Regions from separate parts of the Mus musculus genome. Here regions 1, 2, 3, 5 and 6 are each linked to region 4. Evidence: chromatin contacts called from ENCODE POLR2A ChIA-PET data. All regions are on one chromosome and are shown on one strand. The core of a region is the stretch at or near the end of the contact, and the rest is flanking DNA. Distances in the headings are between cores, read along the strand shown. Region 1 holds the start of Kat2a (K(lysine) acetyltransferase 2A). Region 2 holds the start of Eif1 (eukaryotic translation initiation factor 1). Region 3 holds the start of Hap1 (huntingtin-associated protein 1). Region 4 holds the start of Acly (ATP citrate lyase). Region 5 holds the start of Jup (junction plakoglobin). Region 6 holds the start of Rab5c (RAB5C, member RAS oncogene family).

Region 1 (2,700 bases), core at 37-2,536, 180 kb before region 4:
CTCACATCAGAGGGCAGGAAGGAGGCTATGAAGGAACTGGATCACCTGAATGTGCGGGGTTACAGCTCCATCCTGGGAGCTGATGGGATTGAGCAACGGGGTTGAAAAGGTCTGGCTTGCTCTGCCCTGCCCTGCCCTGCCGGCCCTGCCCTACCCTGCCCTTTTAAGAATCGGGCCTGGGGCAAGGAAAATTGTTCTCTGGACTGAGCCAAAAGAGGGGGCCTTTCTGATCTTCCAGGAAGAACTATCCCTGACCTTTCACAGTCTACCTCTACAATGGGAAGAAACTGTCTATTTCTCTGGCTTTCCTCCACCCCCACCCCCCCATTAAGGAGTGGGCAGGGAAAAAGATGGAGGTAGGATGGAAGGGTATGAGGTCAGGAATCCTCTCCATCTTCAAAGCTGCCTAGGCGAGCCAGAAGAGGGGACCACCCCCTACCCTCCGCATCTTCAGTGTTGGTCTCTCTGGTTCTTTAGTTCTCAGCACACACAAACACACTCCCCCCCCCCTTTCCTGCCCACTCCCAACACACACACACACACACACACACGAATGCCCGTGCATGAACACACACATTCAACAGCAGCATGGCCCACAACTATGTCTCTTTGTTCTTTTGAAAATAAAACCGTTTCTGTTTAACAGCAACCCAAGTATAGAAAAAGCTGATTGTCACTGGGCAGTGATGGCGCATGCCTTTAATCCCAGCACTTGGGAAGCAGAGCCAGGCGGATTTCTGAGTTCGAGGTCAGCCTGGTCTACAGAATGAGTTCCAGGACAGCCAGGGCTTCACAGAGAAACCCTGTCTCAAAAAACAAAATAAAACAAAACAAAACAAAACCCAAAAACTGATTGTCAAAGTTAATTCATAAGTGTGAACACCACAGTACAAATAGTAGAATTAATGTTACATTTTATCTCTATTGTAGCTGCAAGCCTTAGCCGGCAGCCACAATAGGGCAGGCTTTTGCAATGTGGGAGCCAACCTCAGGCCCAGGCCTGTTCTTCCACCTATGGACTTTAAAAGGGCAGCATCCACAAATCCTCCAGACGGCCAGTGTTCTGGGGTGCCTCTTGTTCCCAAGAGGATAGTAATTGTCACTATCTCGGATGGCTTAAAAAAGATTAGAATGAAGTAATGGTCAAATCTAGGATGCTCAACCAAGCGACATTTGGTTGTCTGGAACCAAGAAAAAAAAAAGTATGGAAGGCCAAAGGATGGGAAGCGGCAAAGGAAGACTACGACTCCCATCGTGCGCCGGGGCCGTGACGCCTGCGCACTGTGCGCCGGTTGCCCATGCGGCCCTAGGGCTGGGAGCGCGGCGCCGCTCCGCTGCGGGGGAGGCCATGGCGGAACCTTCCCAGGCCCCAAACCCGGTCCCGGCAGCGCAGCCCCGGCCCCTTCACTCCCCAGCCCCTGCCCCAACTTCGACTCCTGCGCCCAGTCCGGCTTCAGCCTCCACTCCGGCTCCGACTCCGGCACCAGCCCCTGCCCCAGCTGCAGCCCCAGCTGGGAGCACAGGGAGTGGGGGCGCCGGGGTAGGAAGTGGGGGGGATCCGGCTCGACCTGGCCTGAGCCAGCAGCAGCGCGCTAGCCAGAGGAAGGCGCAAGTCCGGGGTCTGCCGCGTGCCAAGAAGCTTGAGAAACTAGGGGTCTTCTCAGCTTGCAAGGTGGGGGCGGGGCCTAGAGCAAAAGGGGCGGGGCTTGGGGCATCCAAGGTCTGGGGTAGGAATGGGGGGCGAAGCTCTAGCCATAGAGCCGCTCTTGCGCTTGGGATGCAGACAGCATCAGGGAACTGAACCTTCCCCCTCCAGGCCAATGAAACCTGCAAGTGTAATGGCTGGAAAAACCCCAAGCCCCCCACCGCACCCCGCATGGACCTCCAGCAGCCAGCTGCCAACCTGAGCGAGTTGTGCCGTAGCTGTGAGCACCCTTTGGGTAAGGCAGGCACCACCTTTGGAGCTGGGGCGGAGGGCAGGAGCCAGGTCCTGTTTGAACAGGGTGACATAAGTACCACAGAGCTTCTTGGAGACCTTCTAAGGAAATATTGGGTAGGGAATAAATGTGAATGTCCCATGGAAGGAAAAAAGGAGATCTGCCTTGGTAGCAGGTAGCTACCAAGGGCTGATGGGAGAACTGAGAACACTGGGTCTCCCTGTCTGTCAAGAATTGGAGAATCAAGGGTGTGTCACTGGCTAGTTAGAGGAGGTACAGGAATCAAGCCCCGTGGAGCTCTTCTGTTCTTCCCAGCCCTAATGTAACCATCTTGCAGCGGACCATGTGTCCCACCTGGAGAATGTGTCAGAGGACGAGATTAACCGGCTCTTGGGAATGGTAGTAGATGTAGAAAATCTGTTCATGTCTGTTCACAAGGAAGAGGACACAGACACCAAACAAGTCTATTTCTACCTCTTCAAGGTGAGTTCTCATGGAGTAAAGATGGTGAAGCTTTGGTGTGTGTTGGGGATCCTGCTCTCTGAGCTCTGCTACTCCTGTTTCTGCCCATCCCTCTTCCTTACAGCTCTTGCGGAAGTGCATTCTGCAGATGACACGGCCAGTGGTGGAGGGGTCTCTAGGCAGCCCCCCATTTGAGAAGCCTAACATTGAACAGGTAGGGCGGGCATGTAGCAAGATTAAAGGCGACTTAAGAGGGTGGAGAGTCTGGTTTATTTCCTCAAGCTGAGAACAGGGGAGAGGT
Region 2 (2,700 bases), core at 51-2,550, 210 kb after region 4:
CAAGGAGTCCCAATAAAGAAGAGTACTTCAGTCTATCCCAGTAGACACAATGGTTCAATTGACCACTGTTACTAAAACTTCCCTATGCCACCCCCAAGTACTGTTTGAAAGTGGGAATGTCTACATGTATTTAAAAGCTCAACTGTAAGGATTAGAAATTCAGGAAACCCATAATGCATTGAGGGCGGCCTAAACTCACCTCTATCAGGAACTGGCATATGTTCTTGCGCTGGTCACCCTGTAGCTGAATTACTTCTCCATATTCTGGATGCTCAATTACAGTACCATTGCAGGCAAATTTCTGCAAGGACAAAAGGATGCAGCATCTAAGAGGCCATGCCATCAACACGGACTCCCTTGACGTTTGCACCCTCTCCCTTGGTAGACCATACAACGTGCTCTCTCCACAGCAGACCCACCTTCTTAAACGCCTTCACTAGTTTCTTTTTATCGTAATCATCAGCGATCCCTTGGACAGTGGTAAGGGTCTTCCTGCCGTTTCTCTGTTGAATTCTTATATGGATATAATCCTCAGTGCCAGCAGGAAGCAGGTCATCACCCTTACTTGCATCAGCAAAGGGGTCTGTGAAGAAATAATCCGGAGGTGTCCTTTGTTGTCCCTCCGGGAACTGGCCAGTACTAGAGCTAGCTTTCTGCTCTAGGCCAGCCCTCCCGCCAAGGCTGATCACGTGCTGGAGAGACCTAGTGGGCAGGCAGCGCCCCACCCGGCTGATGCAACCTACCGGAAGCCAGGCTCCCGAGGCGGGGCCTTCCCTCCCAGCTCCGAGACAACGACGGTGACGTAGAGGACATGACGCAGGGGTGGCGGGAGGGGGCGGGTGTGGCTCGCCGAGAGGCAGGAGCCATTAGTAAATGCGCCACCCGAGACGCCGGGCCCGCCCAAGGGCTCACCTCCCACCCGTTTCTTCCGGGCACCCTCAGAGGTCGACCCTGGGCGCAGATCTCGGTTCCACGGGCATCACCACCCCTCCAGCCCGAGCTAAGATGGGCTCGCCGCGCTCGGCGGCTCTCCGAGCTCCGACCCCGCCACCCCCCCCCCAGGCCCGCGCGACCTTCCCCAGGCTCACCGAAAGAGTGGAGGTTCTGGATAGCGGACATACGATACGATTCCTTTTCCTCGGTGGAAACGGCCTGCGGAAGGCGGCTGCGGGAGAAGGCGGGCGGGGGGGACGGAGCGTCGGGAAGCGAGGGGGCTCGAGGGGGAGGCAGCTGAGTCCTCGGCGGCGGCTCAGTGACTGGGGCGGAGGGGCGGCGCCTGTATTCACTTATATAGCCGCCCCTGTGACGCCAGCGCGCTGCCCTCACGTCTCGGCCCCACCCATGGAGTCAAGCTCCCGGACGCCCGAGCGCTGCGGCTTCCTATTGGTCGGGGGGCGGAGTCAAGGCTTGACGCGTGCGCACTGGGTTTGGCCTGGAAAGGATGTTCTGTTGACTCAGGGAGGGGCGAGAGGGGGGAGGGAAAGCTTGGTCCGCCTGCGCGCTTGCGCAGTGGGCATGGTAGTTGTCTGAGCGGCCGCGAAAACTGGCGGAGGTTTCGAGCGCGCCTGCGCCTACCGCACGTTCTACCATCTTGACCCTGTTGGGGTCCTGGCACTAGCTCTGAGATGGGTCTTAGGGTGAGGATCGATTTGCTTTAAAGGGTAATTACGTGCGGGTCCTCCAAAATTCGACTGATCCAGCCACCCATCAACCTACCCTTCTCTGCACGTATTCACAGATATAGCCATTTAATCAGCATAAAATAACGTGATCAAAATTTGGACCTTATATAGGGTATCATTTGGATTAGCATGTTTTAAAATTGGTAACCAAAAATTATTATTTAGATTAATTCTTCTAAGGAAGGAAGTAGTCCCTTAGGTAGGAGTGGGGACCCCAGGAAAAAAATGTCCAAGCCTCACAGGATGCCTTTTGTCCTACAAGCCTGTGTGTGAGGTAAAGCCTTTGTAGAGTCTAGGTGAATATTTTTTTCAAAGCAGTTAACCTTTCTTTTTGTTTTTTCAAGACAGGGTTTTGGCTGTGCTGGAACTCTATAGACCAGGCTGGCCACATGGGGTCTGCTTTTGCCCCATGAGTGGTGGGATTAAAGGCAAGTGCCACCGCGCACACCTTTAATCCCAGCACTTGGGAAGCAGAGACAGGCGGATTTCCGAGTTCGAGGCTAGCCTGGTCTACAGAGTGAGTTCCAGGACAGCCAAGGTATACAGAGAAACCCTGTCTCGAAAAACCGAAAAAAAAAAAAAAAAAAAAAAAGAGACAGCCAAGTGTGATGTAACTGGGTTTGTGGGGGCCAATAGGAGAACCAGAGGCTGATAACTACTGTGTCAGACTTTATTCAAATGCTCCCCAAAGAGTGGGTGCTTTATATAAAATCTCTTAACTTAAAAATACTGCCAACTTCTAGGTATGGTGGTACATCCCAGCTCTCAGGAGAAGGAAGCCAGAGGAAAAAGTTCAAGGTCAAGTGAATTCAGTACTAGACTGGCTACTGTCTCTGAAGAACCAGAAAAATAGGCCGGGTGTGGTGGGGCACGCCTTTGATCTTAGCACTTGTGAGGCAGAGGCTGGCAGATAGATGCCTGCGAGTTTGAGACCCAGCAGATCTATACAATGAGACTTTCAAAACAAGAAACTGCTGGATGGTGGCACACACCTTTAATCCCAGCACTTGGGATGCAG
Region 3 (2,700 bases), core at 54-2,553, 170 kb after region 4:
TGTCTCGGTCTGCGTGTAAACATAAAGGCTTGTGTTTGGATCCCTAGCATCCACATGAAGGTCTGGTATGGTGGCACCTGTCTGTAAACCCCGGGGCTGAGGGGTAGGGTGGAGTTAAGTGGATGTCTTGGGGAATCGCTGGCCAGACAGTCTAGTCAAAGTGCTGAACTCCAGATTCAGTGAGGAACCTTGTCTCAAAAAATAAGGTGGCAAGGGACGGACAACAACTGATGTTGACATGGACACCTTCATACACCAGATATAAAAAATAAATAAATAAATATTTTAAAAAACGTAAAGTCAATAGCCTTGTCCACTGGAGGATGGTGGAGAATGGAGAACATCAAGAACGATTTTGAGACTTGAGTCCATGAGTCATCCATCTCCCTTTAGCCTGTCTCCCAGTCTAAAAGCACAGAAATGGCTACTGCCCTCCCTAGCTCCCACCCCTTAAACCAGTTCATTCAGGACTGAGAGCCAGCTTCCAAAGTAGCCATTTTTCTGGGGAGCATACGTCCGTCCATGAGCTGAAGAGCACGGGTAAAGTCGTGGAGACCGACATCGATCAGTTCAGACCCTGGGATAACGGATGTTTTGGTGTGTGTGTGTGTGTGTGTGTGTGTGTGTGTGTGTGTGTGTACACGGGGATCTTGAAGAGTCGTCACAGCGAAACATTTAAGCAGGATCCCCTCCGAAGATGTTCTTTTTGGAATGTTTGAAGAACAGAACAGGTGCTTGCTTGGACTGTAGGGCTTGAGAATTAGGGTTGGAAATAAAGAACGAGTGAACGCACTAAGATGGAAGACGTCCAGGGGCGAGCGCGAGAGTGAGAGGGACCTGTGGATGACACGCAACACGTTGAAAGCCATACCGGAGTTTGGATTTCTCGCTTAGTCTACCTGGGAAGGCACAGGCGTACTGCCTCGATTCTCAGGTCACCTCGGTCTGTACACAATGTTGGGTAGGGCAACACAGAAAGCCCCTGGAAGCTGGGGTGGCGGGAGCGCGCGCGGGGGGCTGAAGGGGGGGTTGTTTCTAGGCAGAAGCTACGGGTCCCTCTACTCAAGTCCAGGGAAGCGGCGGCTTTGGACAGAACCATTCTCAGAAGATGGAAGGGAAGAGAAATCCATCACCGTGGACTCGACCCCACGGAATAAGCTAGGCACTAGTTCATCTCTTTCTTTCTTCTTCTTTTATTTACTTCCTATCTCGTCACCACTGGCTGCTTTCTTGCAGGATCCTGAGTCCTCGGCACCACTAACTGATCAACGGTCACCCCTAGCGCCACGCGTGGTACAGCCCAGTGGAGCCCGCTCCGAGCACAGGTTATAAAGCCCCGGCTGCGGCAGCGGACTGCGGAGTCAAGATGCGCCCGAAAGAGCAGGTGCAGAGCGGTGCGGGAGACGGGACAGGGTCGGGGGACCCAGCAGCAGGCACCCCCACGACCCAGCCTGCAGTTGGTCCCGCTCCGGAGCCCTCGGCGGAGCCCAAACCTGCTCCAGCGCAGGGAACCGGGTCCGGACAAAAATCAGGATCCCGAACCAAGACAGGAAGCTTTTGTCGGTCCATGATCATTGGTGATTCGGACGCACCATGGACCCGCTACGTATTCCAGGGGCCTTACGGTCCCCGGGCCACTGGCCTGGGCACTGGAAAGGCCGAGGGAATCTGGAAGACACCAGCCGCGTACATCGGCCGGAGGCCCGGCGTGTCCGGCCCTGAGCGTGCGGCGTTTATTCGAGAGCTGCAGGAAGGTAAACTGAGTCTCGGGGATCCCGCATTGGGCACTATTTGGGCATCTCCAGGTAGGAGGGGGTGCACCGACTCAGGCGCCCCGCCCCCTTGTGGCTCTTAGTTCCACCTTTCCACCACCCCCGCGAGACCACAGTCTGCGGTGCCGGTTTGGTTTCTCTTTCCCCATCTCCCCCCCCCCCTTTTCCGGTTTCCCGATTATTGTGGGTGCGTCAGGTCCAGAGCTCTCTCGCGCTCTCCGCCCGCCTCTTCGCGCCTGTTGCTGTGGCAGATCTGCGCACTCTCAGTGCCCCCTCCCCGTCTACCGCAGTGCCAGCAGAGGGGCGGGGGCTGCGGGTGCGCTTTGAGCCTGCGCTAGCCCGCAGGAACCAGCCTGCGTGGGTGGGTAGAGGTGTGTGTGTAGGGGAGCCTTTGACCACTACTTGTCCTCAGGGGGTCTGGGTCGTACTTTTCCGAAGCTGGAATGAAGAGGGAGGAGTGGGCGGGGCACTGGGCTTCTGTCCCTCCTCTTCTGGGCGGGGGCAATTTTAGGCTCAGGTGCCCGCTTCTGGGTGCTGAAGAAGTCTACTTGGCCCTCCTGTGACAAGCAACAGGTTTAGGATGGGTGACTGCATTTGTTTTTATGATCGAGGAGACTCCAGTGATGGCTAAGATGCCGATTGGGGGTGGGCATGATGAGCCCAGTATTTTCCCTGACTTCTTATCTCGAGGGGCCCAGAGACCCAGGGGTCTTGAGAGTCCAGTTCCTGAGCCCAGAGGATGGTTTTGCCTTTACAGCATCCAGGCCCCTCCTGAGAAAGCAGGAGTGGGGAGATCCGGAGCTGTGGAGAGGGTGTTAGGGCCAGATGGAGTGCAGTCTCACAATCTTTGTTGTGAGGGGTGTAGTGGTCTATGGGCAGCCTCGGCTCCTTTCCCTGACCCACTTGGGCCTTTCCTCCTGCAGCGTTG
Region 4 (2,713 bases), core at 1-2,500:
CGAGGCCAGCCTGGTCTACAAAATGAGTTCCAGGACAGCCAGGGCTACACAGAGAAACCCTGTCTCGTAAAAAACAAAACAACAACAACAAAAAAAAAACCCAAACAAACAAAAAAAGGAGCACACGCTGGTCAAGAATGGGTGTTACAAGTTCAGCCATCCAAAGACTGGCCGAAAAGGGCCTGGGAGTGGGGGGCCTTGGGAAAGTGTTTGCCCAGGAGAGTGTTGCAACATTGTTGCAGGGAGCTTTTGACCCAGGGTTTTTTGCCAGGGGCACAGCCATGCAGATTCTCTGCACCCTGGGCTGACGCATCACCTGAGCTGATTAAAGGATGATTCTGGCCTCCTTCCTAGAGCTGGAAAATTGTTAGTTTCTGGGTCCATCTGGGAAGACATACTGGGACTAGGGGACAAGCAAGAGAGGCTTCCACTCCAGGGAAGCAGTGAATTCCTGATTTCCAGGACCTTATGATTTATCTATTCTGCCCCAGAAGTTCTCGGGTACCTGTTAGACTGGGCGCTCCAGTTTTGGGTTTGGAAAATATGTTCTATCTTTCGCAAGTAACAGAAAAGAGGAGGTTGTTCATTGCTTTCGGTGTCTTAGTTTGAGGTTGGGGGAGGGAGCAAGAGGTTGGGCAGGGATGGCCCCAGTCCTAAGTTTTAATCTCAGATAAATGATCAGCTCCGCCCAGATCCGCGCTCAGGTGAGCCTGTAAGAGGACTCGCGTTGGGACTGGCGTCCTTCTGGCCTCACTAGTTTACCCCTTCCTCCAATCTATGTCCTAGGTCGGACAGTCTGATTGTGTAGCGTGGTCGTGTAGACTGGCTCTGGTAAATTCCCTGGGGAGGGTTCCAGGAGCGGAGAGGCGACACGTGTGAAAGGAAAGCAGACGTAGCTTTTCAAAAGCAGGTCTAACGCACTGGGTTTGGTGTGGCGGCTTACAAGAGCCTGGGATAAGAACGTCAGTTGCTCTCCTGGGAGGGAGGAAGAGGACGCCAGGTCCAGGGAGAAGTGCTATAGCCTTTTGGGCCAACAACCCCCTCCCTCAGCTACCCAACCCGGCGGCTGGCCGGCCCAGCCCCTGAAACGATCAGGCCACAGCCCCCAGCCTCGTAGGTTCTCCTCCTAGAGCCGCCCGGCCCATCTCCCCATCCTAGGCCCCGCCCACGGCCCCGCCCACGTCCGGGACTACAAGTCCCATCAGCCCCAGGTCAGGCCTGAGGGCGGGGCCACCACAGCAGCGAATGGGGAGGAGCCTAGAGCTCAGGCTAGGGAACGCGTGTGCCCAATCGCCGGGCTGCTTAGCCTGTGAGCTGATGGGGGGCGGGGAGGAGCCCACTTGGGCCGGAACAAAAGCCGGATCCCCGGCTGCTGCAGGCGGCTGGAGCGATCCGAAGAGTTGGGGTGAGCTGGTGCTTACGGACAGAGAGCCACACTCAGGCTTTCTCGAAGAGGTGAGTACGGCAGTCGTAGGCGCGGGTGCGACCCCCCAGTACCCACTAAGCTTCCTGCTTCCCTCCCCCAACCCGGAACCACCTCCGGGCTCCCTGGCTGGGCGCTCCCGCGCGCTCCCTGCACCTGCTCGGAAGTTTTGTGCGGGTCTAAGCTTTATAGTAGTCTTCTCCCCAGCCGCGGGCCGCATGTCTACACCCTCCCAATCCTATTCTAGTTCCTGGGAGTTTGCACATTGCTTGCCACCGACCTTACTTCTCCCTCCTCCGGATTGCCTTTGCGCGTCCTGCTTCTTCTCAGCTCCACCCAGGGCCAGCTCTCGAGTCTAGTCGGGCTTTTTTTGGGACACTTTTTTGGGCCCCATTCGGGTTCCCCACCGGATGCCGGGGCGGGTAGTAGAGATGGCGGTGGCTACTCTCTCCACGCCGGCCGCTCGCAAGCCGGACTCAAGCAGGCCTGTCCTGTTAGTTCTGTGGTGAATCCCTTAAGCTCTATGTCGAAGTGTAGGGAGCGGGCCCTGGCCACGCGGGGTCGTGCTGCTTCAGAGTGCCTGAGGCCTTGCTGCGAGGACTTGGCTCCGGAGCGACGGCGCTGGATGGGCTCTCCCTGCTAAGGAGCTCCCTACTGGTGTAGCCCCCAAACAACAGATGGTCGGAGTGCTCAGGAGTCTGGATGAGACAAGCACCTAGGGTGTGTGTATGTGCGCGGGCGCGCGTGTGTGCAAAGGATGCTACCTACCTCTACCTCCTGTCAGGCCTGGCAGAGGTCTGGTCCCCAAAGCTTGCTGCTTTCTTCAGTCTTGAAATTCTGCTATGAGGGATCCCTCCTGACATAATTTTGGAAAGGACAGCATAAGGCACTTTAGTCTGCCAGCCAACCCTGTCTGTCCCCGCTTTAACTTTGCTCAGCATGTCGGGTTTCTTTACTATCGAGAGATAACTGTCCTGGAAAGATCATTTCCACCTCTTAGAAAGCTGCTTAAACGCTCCCCTCTGCGGGGGGGGGGGGCAGTAAAAGGAGGCCTTGAAGACAGAGTAGCTGCTGTTTTTAATCTCTATTTAGACACTGTCTGCTGTAGCAGGGAATACTCGGAAGAGTTCTGTCCGTTCCTTTGCTATAGGGGATTGCTTGCTTGTCATCCCCTCCCCCTCCCCAGCCCTTAAAGTGAGAGTGTTTTGTCGACCCTCCTCAGTGGGTCCCAGAGGAGTCTTCTTTAAAAGCAGGCTTCATTCATTCACCCTTCCCTCTGGGCTGCTCCTG
Region 5 (2,700 bases), core at 94-2,593, 130 kb after region 4:
GAAAGAAGGTGTCGGCCCAGGCGTGGTGGCGCACGCCTTTAATCCCAGCACTCGGGAGGCAGAGGCAGGTGGATTTCTGGGTTCGAGGCCAGCCTGGTCTACAAAGTGAGTTCCAGGATAGCCAGGGCTATACAGAGAAACTCTGTCTGGAAAAACAAAAACAAAAACAAAAACAAAAAAAAAAAAAAAAGAAAGAAGGTGTCGGAGTTTAGAGTGTACCATATTTCCTAGTCTTGTGATCTCTTTGGAGCGTAGTTTTAAAATCGCATTACATTTTATTTACTTTTATGTGTGTGGCACTTGTGCCAAGGCGGGAGATCAGAGGACAGAGGACAACCTGTGAGACTTGGCTGTTGTCTCCCTCCATGAGGTATCAGACTCGGGTGGTCACATCTGCACAACTGAGGCACCACACAAGCCCATTAAAAATATTCTTTTAACATGGATCATTTCGATCCCACTTTGAAGACCAGGCTGGCCTCTTAACTCACAGAGATCTGCCTGCCTCTGCCTCCTCGAGTGCCACCACTGCCTGGCTGCTCCAGCACTTTTTAAGAACTGTCTCGAACTGAGACAGTTTAAATACTGACATTCCTCAGCTGTTTAAGTGCTACTACAAAGCTTATTTCATTTAATCTCTCCAACCTAAGATAGATAAAGCTAATGAACCCACTTTACAGAAGAGATACAGGGTGAAAGGTACACTAACTAGCCTAAGGTCATACAAAGATTAAGGGGAGAACCCAAACCCAGGCCTGCTAATTCTAAACAGAAGGGATCAGGGAACACTCCATCTTTTGTAGGGGGGAGAAAATCCCAACCCAGCACAAAGCCTATGAAATGCTTTACAAACATCTTATTACTACGTTGAGGCAAGAATGAATAAGCCTGACGCTGAGTTGGCTGGCTAGTGAAGGCGTCAGTCCTTTCCCATGCCTCCCCCTGACTCACCTGTTGGACAGGTAGGGGGGGAAGGGGAGAATAATGAGTCTTACCTGCTCAGGGCTAGGGTGGGGCAAGTCACGCCCCACCTGATCCATTGGCTTTTTCCTTAGTCTTACTGACAGCCCTCTGTCCAATCATAAAGAAGAAACTTTCTATTTGCCAATAGATGCAGAGTGAGGATGAGACCTCAAGTTGGCGTCCACCCCAGAGTCGAGTGGCAGTCCCTGGGGCCAATGGTGAGCGCATAAACAGAGGCGGCCGTGGTAGAGGTCCCGGCGCGAGGCTCCGCCCCTCGATGGGATAGTCAGGCTGGGCAGCCAGTGAGATAGCCTCAGAGGGTGGGAGTCTCCCTAGGGGGCGGAGCTTCGAGGGGGCGAGAGGTGTGGCTTGGCTGTCAGGTCCCTTTGCCTTTTGTTCGGTTACTGAGTTGCTGCCTTGGCCAGAGTCCGGAGCAGCCGCCGCCCGAGTGCGCCGAGCTCAGTTCGCTGCCCGCGCCGGCTCCCTCCCGGCCAGACCCGACCCCGATTCGGCTCAGCCCGGCTCCACGCTCAGGTACACCCGATCGGGGTACGAATCACTGTGGGAGAGTAGGGACAGCAAGCGGCCGGGAGGCTGGTTCCAGCGGTTTCAGGGCAGGTGAGGGCGGGTGTCAGGGAGCGCATCCTACACCAGCGACAGGGGGCGCGCTGGGGTCCGGGGCGCGGGACCCTTGGGACAAGCAATCTGGGTTGGAGCGCCCCTCCAGGCTCGGTGAACCGCAGGTCTGAGAAGGGTGGGGAGGAACTAGGGCAGGTGCCTCGGAGTTCGCGCCTCCCCCAGGGCCCCAGAGCTCGCCTAACACGGCGTCCCTGACTCTCCCCTGGAGCTGACCGAGCAGACTTTGACCCGCTCCGCCTGGTCCCGGAGCTCACGGTGACAGGAATTTACCGTTTGGGAAACTTGCTGCCTAGTCTCTTTGGGGCCACCCTCACCGCACCCCACGCGTCATCCTCGCTTTCTCTCCCTCCCTCCCTACTCCCCCAGGCCTGGGTGGGGCCCTATTGTCTGCGCCCAGCTTTCCAAACTGTGGGGGCCGAGTGCACATTTTCCCAGGGACGCAATTCCCACCTGCTGAGCAGAGCAGGTGAGCGCTTGGAAGACGGAGGCCCTGCCCTGCAGCTCCGAGCTGGACCTGTGGCGCCTCCCTCCGCTCTAGTGTACGCCGGTCAATGCCTTCTCCTACGGAGGTGGGATAGGGTGACTGGGGAACTGGTGAAGGGTCTGGGCTGAGTGCCCTACCGATGTCTGACACTGGTGGCTTGGCCTGGAGTCTGGGCCGGTAGAGAAAATTTAAGAAGCACTCGCCCAGTTTTTAGTAGCTGTGGTTTCCAGAGTGTTGATAGGGAAACAGCAATATCTTTTGATTTCTGCAACCCATTCTTGTTGAGAAATCACTCCAAACAAACTTTCCAGGAGAAAGTAACCATGGGAGCCTTTTCTAGGATTTTTCTAGTCTCCTTGTTGAGAGCTGATTCTAGGCTTGGTGGTACTTCTTGGAGGAAAACCCCTTCCCCCAGTCAGCTCCAAGCTGAACGTAGCCAGTGTGTGCGCTTTGACCCTGTTCTCCCTGCCCCCAACTCCATCCTGTTTGCCAGGCCCCTAAGGCCTGAGGTAGGGACCAATGGGGGTGGGGTGGGGGCGTTGCTGAAAGGGGAAGTGTCTTCTTCCTTCCCCCTCCTCCGGAGACCATCACACCCCCTTATATGAGGCCTGCTA
Region 6 (2,700 bases), core at 56-2,555, 210 kb before region 4:
CCTGGTCTACAAAGTGAGTTCCAGGACAGCTAGGGCTACACAGAGACACCCTGTCTCGAAAAACAAAAAACAAAAAACAAACAAACAAAAAGTGGTCCTAATTCATACAGAAGGAATTAGAAGCAACAGAAACAGAACTGACCTGTGGTAGAAGGGTTAGTGGTTTTCATCTATAGTGACGGGTAGAGAGAACACAGGTAGTCTTTGAAGGAGCGCTAATTCTGACTGGGGGCAGAGTGAGGGAGATGAGGGGGTCTGGTATATTTGGGAACAGAGCCTAAGAAAGAAAGCTTAGTCTGTCGTGGTGGTTGCACATGTGTTTAATCCCAGCACTCCAGAAGTAGAGGCAGGAGGATCTCTGTGAATTCAAATACAACCCATCTACAAAGTAAGTTCCAGGCCAATCAGGACTACATAGTGAGAGCCCATGTGAAAGGAAGAGAGAGTGAGAGCAACCCTTGGCAGCAGCAGGTCTCCTTTTCAACCATTTAGTATCCTCTAGACAACTCCTTCTTTTAAAAAAAAAAAATTACATTTCTTCAAGTATTTAGCGGGAGGGAGGGTGGATGGGTGGTTGTCAAAAGACAACTAGTGGGAGTCTGTCTTACTCCATGTGAGTCCTGGGCACGGCACTCAGTCAGGCTTGGCTGCAAGCATCTTCACCTGTCGAGCCGTTTCGCTAGCCCCCAGAGAGCCCATTCTATAGAGCTCTCAGAGATTTCATCACCTTTTTTTTTTCTTTCTTTTTTCTTTTTCTTTTCTTTTCTTTTTTTTTTTTTTTTTTAAGCCAGGATCTTACTACATAACCCTAGCTGTTACTCACAGAGATCTGCAAGCCTCTGCCTTCGGATCGAGCCATTACACCTGACTCCATCGCCTTTCCTATAATAGAATGTCCTCAACAATCAGCCTCCTGGGCGGGCTTGGCTTCTCCAAGTTGCCGAGGGCACACGACCGGTCTGCGCGGCTACGTGAACATCATATTTTTCCTTTCTCAATTCTGCATGAACAGCCCTCTGTCTGCTCTCTTGGAAAGCTCAGCCACACGCCTTCCCTCGCGGCACTTGGAACTGGCAGTGACGCGATAAGCAGGCCTGGACCGGCTCCGCCCCACCGGCAGCCGGTTCCACCCAAAACCCAAGTGCCAGGCAGCCCCCGGCTCCTCCCTGTGCGGAGAACTACAAGTCCCGCCATCCCTCGCGCGCACTCTCCCTCCTTTCCCGCGTTGATTGTGGGTAGGATCGGAGTGTCTCCCATTGGTCTGTTCTTTCTGTCAGTCACCTGGGAATATAGAGAGGCGGGGCAGAGCTGAAGATCCGGATCCGGAGCGGCTGAAAGGCGGAAGTGGAGGCCGGAGCCTGGGACACCGCCGGGGGTGGGGGGGAGAGGAGCGGAGTCTGTGGAAGCCCCGGCCCAAAGTAACGCTGCTGCCCGGAGCCGCGGTGAGTGTGCCTGTCCCAGGGCCAGTGTCTCACTTGTGTGGTAGCCTCCCTGGGGTACCCTTTCCTCCTGCCCAACCTTAGCTTAGGGGGACACTGACCCCTCCCCCGACCCGTAGCCCCCTCTTAGGGGCTCACCAGGGCGTCAGGCCAAAGGGGGAGCTCCTCTTTCCTTCGCTAACCTGTCCTTCGGGAGCCTTTGGGAGTCTTTTGAGGCTCTCCTCTGGCCTGTCCAGTCCACTTGTGGGAGAGAGGGACTCTTAAGTTCCGCTCCCCACCCCCTCAGCTTTCAAAATCAAAGAGTCTTTACCAGGTGCGAAGGAACCTGTCCCCCTTCTCTTTTAGAGGTGACGGAGAGTGCTGTCTCTCCTGGTTTTCCTTTCCTGTGTTCTACGCCTCCCACTCCCCAATCCCAACCAAAAACCCAGTTGTCCCCCTGCAGCCCTGAAATTATCTTTATCTCGATTTCCTTTCGGAGATGCGGGGATGGGGGGGGGGGGATGTCGGAATGAGAGTGTTGTACACGCACAGAAGTGTTTTTGCGCGCTTACAGTTCCTTACTTCCTCTTGAGCTTACGAGGACCTCAGCAGAGTTTGAATTCTGGGTCACTTAGACGGAATGGCAGCCTTCTCCTTGGACTGCACGTTATGCCCCCAGCCCTGTCTTAAGTTCTCTCAGTGTGTGTTCGTCTTCCTGCCTCTAAAGAATTTAGCTGAGCTCTGCTCAATCCTAGGGACAGATCACAGATCAGGGAGGATCTGCCCATTCATTATCTTCTGTCTCCCCTCCTCCTTCCCCCCTGCTTCAGGCCCAGCCCTGTCCTTCCAGAGCATGTGAGTGGTTTCCTTAGAGAGACTGCTGCCTGCTTATCTATAGGGGTGGAGAATAGACCAAATAGGAGTAGTGTGAAATTGAGGCACCATCTCTTAACCACCCTGAATCACACACCACTATACACTTGAGCAACAGGTCCATTCCTCACCAGAGTCTCCACTCCCCTCTTGGCTTGGACTTTTTCACAGAGCAGTTAGTCCACATCACCGTGGCAGGTATAGTTTTCGTCCGTAAAGGAATTGCTTATGTGTGCTGGAAAGTGCCAGTTCCCCTACTGTATTGACACAGGATTCTTGTGTTTTCCTTGGGACTTAAGTGTGTGAAATGGCTGGTATCTCTGACCAAGCTGGAAGGTTCTCTTGTTATGCGGCCAAAGTACAGGTTAGAGACTGCCTTCCTGAGGAGTAGCCTGATTCTGAAGCCACA

What was found. ChIA-PET counts read pairs that join two places held with the same protein, here RNA polymerase II (POLR2A).
Region 1: POLR2A ChIA-PET joins it to region 4 with 23 read pairs in embryonic stem cell. The contact joins the promoter of Kat2a here to the promoter of Acly in region 4. POLR2A ChIA-PET finds 5 or more read pairs at or near these places in 3 of 5 experiments (Patski and embryonic stem cell).
Region 2: POLR2A ChIA-PET joins it to region 4 with 57 read pairs in embryonic stem cell. The contact joins the promoter of Eif1 here to the promoter of Acly in region 4. POLR2A ChIA-PET finds 5 or more read pairs at or near these places in 4 of 5 experiments (Patski and embryonic stem cell).
Region 3: POLR2A ChIA-PET joins it to region 4 with 20 read pairs in embryonic stem cell. The contact joins the promoter of Hap1 here to the promoter of Acly in region 4. POLR2A ChIA-PET finds 5 or more read pairs at or near these places in 4 of 5 experiments (Patski and embryonic stem cell).
Region 5: POLR2A ChIA-PET joins it to region 4 with 36 read pairs in embryonic stem cell. The contact joins the promoter of Jup here to the promoter of Acly in region 4. POLR2A ChIA-PET finds 5 or more read pairs at or near these places in 4 of 5 experiments (Patski and embryonic stem cell).
Region 6: POLR2A ChIA-PET joins it to region 4 with 20 read pairs in embryonic stem cell. The contact joins the promoter of Rab5c here to the promoter of Acly in region 4. POLR2A ChIA-PET finds 5 or more read pairs at or near these places in 3 of 5 experiments (Patski and embryonic stem cell).

Annotation. Positions count from the first base shown.
Region 1 is chr11:100,711,053-100,713,752 of GRCm38, reverse strand. Kat2a (K(lysine) acetyltransferase 2A) reads left to right here and starts at 1,286. Exons shown (of 18, transcript NM_001038010.2): 1 at 1,286-1,672; 2 at 1,817-1,940; 3 at 2,275-2,420; 4 at 2,524-2,613. The coding sequence starts at 1,349.
Region 2 is chr11:100,318,549-100,321,248 of GRCm38, reverse strand. Eif1 (eukaryotic translation initiation factor 1) reads right to left here and starts at 1,300. Exons shown (of 4, transcript NM_011508.2): 1 at 1,089-1,300; 2 at 420-583; 3 at 200-301. The coding sequence starts at 1,119.
Region 3 is chr11:100,354,744-100,357,443 of GRCm38, reverse strand. Hap1 (huntingtin-associated protein 1) reads left to right here and starts at 1,303. Exons shown (of 13, transcript NM_177981.2): 1 at 1,303-1,754; 2 at 2,696-2,700. The coding sequence starts at 1,367.
Region 4 is chr11:100,526,537-100,529,249 of GRCm38, reverse strand. Acly (ATP citrate lyase) reads left to right here and starts at 1,250. Exons shown (of 28, transcript NM_134037.3): 1 at 1,250-1,455.
Region 5 is chr11:100,396,433-100,399,132 of GRCm38, reverse strand. Jup (junction plakoglobin) reads left to right here and starts at 1,343. Exons shown (of 14, transcript NM_010593.2): 1 at 1,343-1,497. It overlaps Gm12348 (predicted gene 12348), which reads right to left and starts at 1,017. Exons shown (of 4, transcript NR_132425.1): 1 at 996-1,017.
Region 6 is chr11:100,736,820-100,739,519 of GRCm38, reverse strand. Rab5c (RAB5C, member RAS oncogene family) reads left to right here and starts at 1,305. Exons shown (of 6, transcript NM_024456.5): 1 at 1,305-1,442.